2 separate regions of the Mus musculus genome follow, and region 1 is linked to region 2. A link is a loop called in an ENCODE intact Hi-C map of the cell type or tissue named here. Cell type or tissue: left cerebral cortex. All regions are shown on one strand. Each heading gives the region's core, and the rest is flanking DNA. Links, peaks and the distances in the headings are about the cores only. Region 1 overlaps Gm32587 (a long non-coding RNA gene). Region 2 overlaps Ube2e2 (ubiquitin-conjugating enzyme E2E 2).

What was found. Hi-C counts contacts between places; a loop is a spot of excess contacts. Peaks named below come from ENCODE experiments on the same cell type or tissue, not always from the same donor. Only the 100,000 strongest peaks of a DNase experiment are listed, where the experiment ranks them.
Region 1: a loop joins it to region 2, with 4 times the contacts of the local background. A loop is called at or near these places in 4 of 42 quality-filtered maps.

The regions. Positions count from the first base shown.
Region 1 is chr14:18,504,715-18,507,520 of GRCm38, forward strand. All of the region lies in intron 1 of Gm32587 (a long non-coding RNA gene), which reads left to right. Among named protein-coding and RNA genes, the nearest start is that of Gm38620, 12 kb to the left of the region's middle. In left cerebral cortex, for the core only: a CTCF peak has its summit at 1,685 (motif pointing left); a DNase peak (open chromatin) is centred at 1,665.
Region 2 is chr14:18,888,436-18,891,241 of GRCm38, forward strand. Ube2e2 (ubiquitin-conjugating enzyme E2E 2) reads right to left here. Exons shown (of 6, transcript NM_144839.2): 2 at 1-14. The coding sequence starts at 6. Among named protein-coding and RNA genes, the nearest start is that of Ube2e2, 3.9 kb to the right of the region's middle. In left cerebral cortex, for the core only: no CTCF peak of the experiment used is centred there; DNase peaks (open chromatin) are centred at 338 and 1,342.

The DNA of each region.
Region 1 (2,806 bases), core at 127-2,626, 380 kb before region 2:
TGTAAAATTCCCCCTCAACCCCTCCCTATTCTCCATGATGTATGTTTTAAAACAAGGCATCTCAGCCTAATAAATGAGACCTTGATAGGTACAATCTACTTGGTCTCCTGCCTCTCCTTCCCTTCCTCCCATTTCCTTCCAGGTTTGTGGTCCCCCTTGCACCCATGAATAACTGAATCCCGCGGGACGGGATAGGTGTGTGGACATCACAGGTAATGTTCTCCTTGGGTGTAACCTAAGGAGGTGCTAAGTACCCCAAATTCAGGCACATCTGTGCCAGGGACCAGGCCTAATCAGCCCCCCTCAATCTATGGGAATCAGGGGTTCTGGCAGATGGGCATAGAGTCGGGCAGGAATTGGGGTGACATACAGATTTGACACAAGGGAGTGTGGATCTGAATGTAATTTGTCAAATCAAGCATCAAACTTTTTATACAGAAGAAAATAGGGAAGTTACTGGATTCTTACATAAAACAGAGGAATGCAACATGGAAGGACTGGCAGTAACCAACTGGGATAAAATTCAATGTTAAACAACTGAGATCAAAAACAGCCCCACCTAAGGTCCACTTAATCTTAGAAGCCAGGGACAAGGGCTTTGTGCCCTTGCCATAGATCCTATTCTAGTCTATTGTATAGTCCACCTTCTCCCTAGGCCATTGTAAATACTTGTGTATGGGTGTAACTCAGTTATCTATAGTTCTAAATATCTAATCTGGTTCCTCCTTAGATCACAAACTTCCTTCTTCCTAGATAATGGTAAATTTCTGTGTAGGGCAGTGACTTAGCTATACATGCCCAGGGTCGGATCAAGGACTGCCTAGGATCTAACTTAGCTATATGTCAAATAGAGGCACTTAAAATAAAGCAATATTAAGGGAAAGCACACAGATCCATTTGCCAACTAAAGCAAGGACATTGGAGCATTCGTTATACCGGATGCCACGATTCCAGGAGACTAAGTTTCCATGAACTTTTTACCTCGGGACAGCGCCCAGGTTTTTGGGGCCTGTTGCGCTTGTCACTACTGGAGTGGATGTACCACATCTGTCTCCTGTGAATACACTTTTAAGTCTCATGGCAGTGTGTGGCTTACTGCGGGCTGTCTGTGGGCATCCTTGTGTCTTTGTTGCTAAGGAAAATTAGACTCTTCCATTTCCTGTGACTCCGTGATTTCTTTTGTCACTGAATAAATAGCCCTGCAGCTTGGCCGTAAGTTTCCTACAGAATGAGTTATTTAAGGTCTTTAATTTAATCATCTCAAGATGATCTTCCTACCTCGATTTAATAAAGAAAATTTAAATGTGTTTGCTCTTTGTGTGTATCGTCAACCACCATCTGCTTAACAAATGGATGCAATAAGCCCCTGGAAAGGATGGGAGCAGATCATGTTCATAGAGAAGTTTTTCCTTTTCTAAACAGTATGTACGTGTTACATCCCCAAAGGGTGGGAGAATCTGCCACAAGTGTTAGTGGAGATTTCATGGTCGGAGGACGTGGCCAAGGAAAGCTGCCCATTTCCTTAAAACAGACAGGAAGGATCTTCCAGGAAGATCTTCAGATGAGTCACTTCCTCTTTTAGACTCTGCGTCCAAATAGCCCATTCATCTGTGAACCCCTCAATGGATTAATCCCTGGATGTGGTTGAGACTCTTGTGATTTAGTCACTGCTCAATAGTGCCACCCTCTGGGGATTGATTCTTTAACACATGAGCATTGGGGACTGGAGGAACTTCACAACCAAACCCAACAACAGAGACCAGTTCACCTGCTCAAGTTTAAGGAGAGAGTGATTTAGTCTTAGGTCTTCAGGAAGCATTCGTCTCTGCAAATTCCATAGGAAAAACTGTCCTCTCCTGAGAGGAACTGGGGCCGGGCTAAGTGAGGTGGCTGATGTTGGAGGCTGGCCCACATCTGTCTTGAAATCTATACACAGACATCCTAGCTTGCAGAACTACAGGCGGTGGCTGTGTTTGGGGATAAGACTTAAAGAAGTAATTAAGTTAAAATGACATTGTGGGGTGGGCCAATCTGACTGGGGTCCTAATGAGAAAAAGGGTGAGGACAAAGAGATAGTCCCAGGACTAGGCAGACTAGGCAGACTAGGCAGGGTCAGTGAGCTATGAGGAAACCCAACCAGCTAGGTGCCTTGGACTCGAAACTTACAGGATGGTGAAGGATGGAGCTTTCCTGTGGAAGCCCCTGGCTCTTGGTATCCTGTAATGGCAACTGGCAGAGACGAATCTGGAGTGGCAAGGCTTCGTGAGCAGAAGTCATATGGTGACCTGGTCGGAAGCACCAAGTAGACTCTGCAGAGGCTGCTAACTCAGAGAACTGGGTGTGATCCCAGTGTGTGCCTGGGTTCTGGGTCCAGAAGTCAGATGTGCAAGAGAGGCAGCTGGAGGCAGGTCCAAGCTTGGTTTGATGAATCATCTACATTTTTATAAAAAATATTGATCAGTTTCTGATGATTACCAATCAGACCGCTAGGGGCTGGAGAGAAGTCTTGCTGTTAAGAATACTTTGCTCTTCCATTGGATCCCAGTTTGCTTCCCAATACCCAAACCAGGCACTCACAACCATCTTCAGTTCCACGTGACACCATTTTCTGTCCTCCTCAGGTGCTGCATCACATGGTACATTTAACATACATTCAGGCAAAACACTCATACACATAAAATTATAAACAAGAACTTTAGGGCCGGACATGGTAGTGCATGCCTTTAATCCCAGCACTTGGGAGGCAGAGGCAGGCGGGTTTCTGAGTTTGAGGCCAGCCTGGTCTACAGAGTGAGTTCCAGGACAG
Region 2 (2,806 bases), core at 276-2,775:
GGACATCTTAGATCCTGGATTAAAGAATGGCATGTCATTTATTCTGCTGTGGTAGGGACTACAACAAGGTATGTTCATAATGAAGAGAAACAGAGCCCATGAAACAAAAGAAGTATAATTAGGTATAAAAATGAGAATTGCCCATTTATAGAACAAATAACTCTGGGGTTTGCTAAAACCTCTCTTCTCTGCATTCATGGAAAATTTAGAAACAAATGTTGGTAGCAATTTTATTCACAAGGCAGAAAGTAAAAACAATTCAAATGTTCTCTAATTGACGGGTAAAGCATGGTGCATCCACATGACAATATACCTCAGGCACAGAAACAAATGAAGTCTGGCATCTGCAAGCTTCAGCAGAAAGATCTTGAATCTTTATGCTAAGTGAGCGAAGCCAGCCAGAAGGACCAGACTGTACAAGCTCATTTGTAAGGAATGTCTAGACAGGTACATGGTGGGAATGTAGAGACAGTACAGGAAAGTGTTTTCTAATGGGCAGAAAGTTTCTACTGAGTGATAATAATATTCTTAAATTAACTAGTGCTTATAGTAGAAAAGCCTCGGAGTTCTGCTTTGCTTTGTACTGCTGAGGACTCAACTCAGGATCTTGGCATGATAGGCAGGTGCTGCCATTGAGCTACCTGCAATCCCTAGGCTAAGTTATACCTTTTAAGATGGCAGCCTTGGGGCTGGAGGGGCATTTTGGACAGTGCACACTCAGCAAAGTTCAACCGCCAGCATTTACAAAAATGGAGGGGGTTACTTTTATAAGGTAAATTATATCTCAAAAGAACTGGCACAAGATAAACCAGAAGGGGTTGGAGAGAGAGTTCAGGGGTTATGAAAACTGGCTGCTCTTCCAGAGAGACTGGAATCAATTCCTAACACACACATGGTAACTCACAATGGGCTATAGCTCCAGTTCCAGGTGATATGACACCCTCTCTGGCCTCCCTCGGCACCCAGGCATATATATGGTGCACGACATACATGCAAACAAACATCGATACACAGAATATAAAATAAGTATTTTAAATAGGGGGGGGGGGGGAGAGAAAGGACTGAGAGCCTAATTTTTATAGGCACTGGGAGAAGCATTTTGGGCTCAGCTATGAGATGTCCAGACAGGTAAAGAGACCTGCAAAGTGTCCTGACAAGTCGGTGTAAAAAGGCACAGGGCTGAGAGAGAGTGGTACTGCCACGCTAATATCCAATCAATACATCCTTAGAGCTGAGCCAAGCTTAAAATCCTCTAAGCTGGGAAATTGTTTTAAGTAACCTTTGTGATAACAGAACAGAAACCATGTGATCCTAAATAAGAACTGAAGCTTAGGAGGGTGTGGGCTCTGATCCAGCTCGACTAGGCAACCATGTTGCACAACAGATAGAGAGTGTACCGAGACACTGAAGGATTCCTTTTTTCCCAGTCTGGAGGAAATCTCCCTAGAGGTTCAGAATTCACTTTGCTTTGAGTTCATGCTCCTGGAGCAGCTCTGATGACTAACTCAATTCCCGTAATACTTTGATACCTAGGTAGCCGTTATAACCTAGATAGTGACACAAAAATGCACTGAGAAATGGATAGCCCTTCTCCAATCTCATTGTATTATAATCAGCCCCAGGTTGGTCCTTACTATCACATCCTGTATGACCTAACAAGCTGACAGACCTAGAATGAAACTGACAAAAGTCATGTTCAGACTCTACAGGGCCTCAAGTCACCAGTAATCACTTTGAGTATCATATAGCTTCAGCTCAGACATGCTTTTGAAAAACGAGACTGCCTGTGACTAGAGTCATCACCACCACCAGCACTACCACCACCACCACCACCATCAAGGGTAAAACACACATACATGGGGAAGGGAAGAGATAAAGAGAAAGAGTTTTATCCAAAGTCCTCTTGAAAAGGATCCATTTTGGTTACTCTTAAATTAAGACTGAAATAAAACTGTTGTTGACATGGTCAAGAGCAAACTTCAGTACACACAAAAAACAGACACTTCAAATACAATTTATTATTATCATTACCTAGTTCAAAGGCATGACCCAGTACTTCTGATCAACATTCATCACCATCAGCTCATCCTAGAGTTTATTCAAAACCATGGTAGCTTTTCTAAATGCAGGCCTTTAACAGACTGAAAGTTTTCTATGAGAAGCTTATAAGACAAATATGCACAGCACAGTACTGGAAGAAGCAGGAAGCACAGCGATAAAGCATCAACAGACACTACATATGACATGACCATCCTCATCCCTAGTCCCTTTGTTCATGACATCCAGTAAGTCTGTCCAAATAGCTCTCACACACTCACAGGACATTGAGACTGCTCTCCCTCTCTCTTGTAAGTGGAGAGCATCATTCCCCACGGCTAAGACACCTTTTATGAGCAATAAAGTCACTTAACAGAATACCGAAATTTTATGTCTCTATGTTTCATGTCTAGCTCTAAAAGCCTGAGTATATTTCTTGGGTTTTCTTATTTGACTTTAACATTCTTATTATTGGATTTAATATTTGTATTCTTTCTCAGCTTGCTTCTTTGAGTTAAAATATATCTAAAGTTAAAAACCTTGTAAGTATGTGCTATATAGCATGCTAGCTAAGCAGGCTTATGTATAAGCAGGGAAACAGAAAGAAGCATTCTTAGGATTAGATGCTCTCAAGGTAGGGTACTGTGAGCAAACTTTTAAGAGATGTGAAATCAGTGAGAAATTGTTCTATGTATCCTAAACCTGAGGCAATCCATCACATGGCAAACACAAGAACTCTAGAAAAGTAGTTGCCTTACACTGCAAGCAC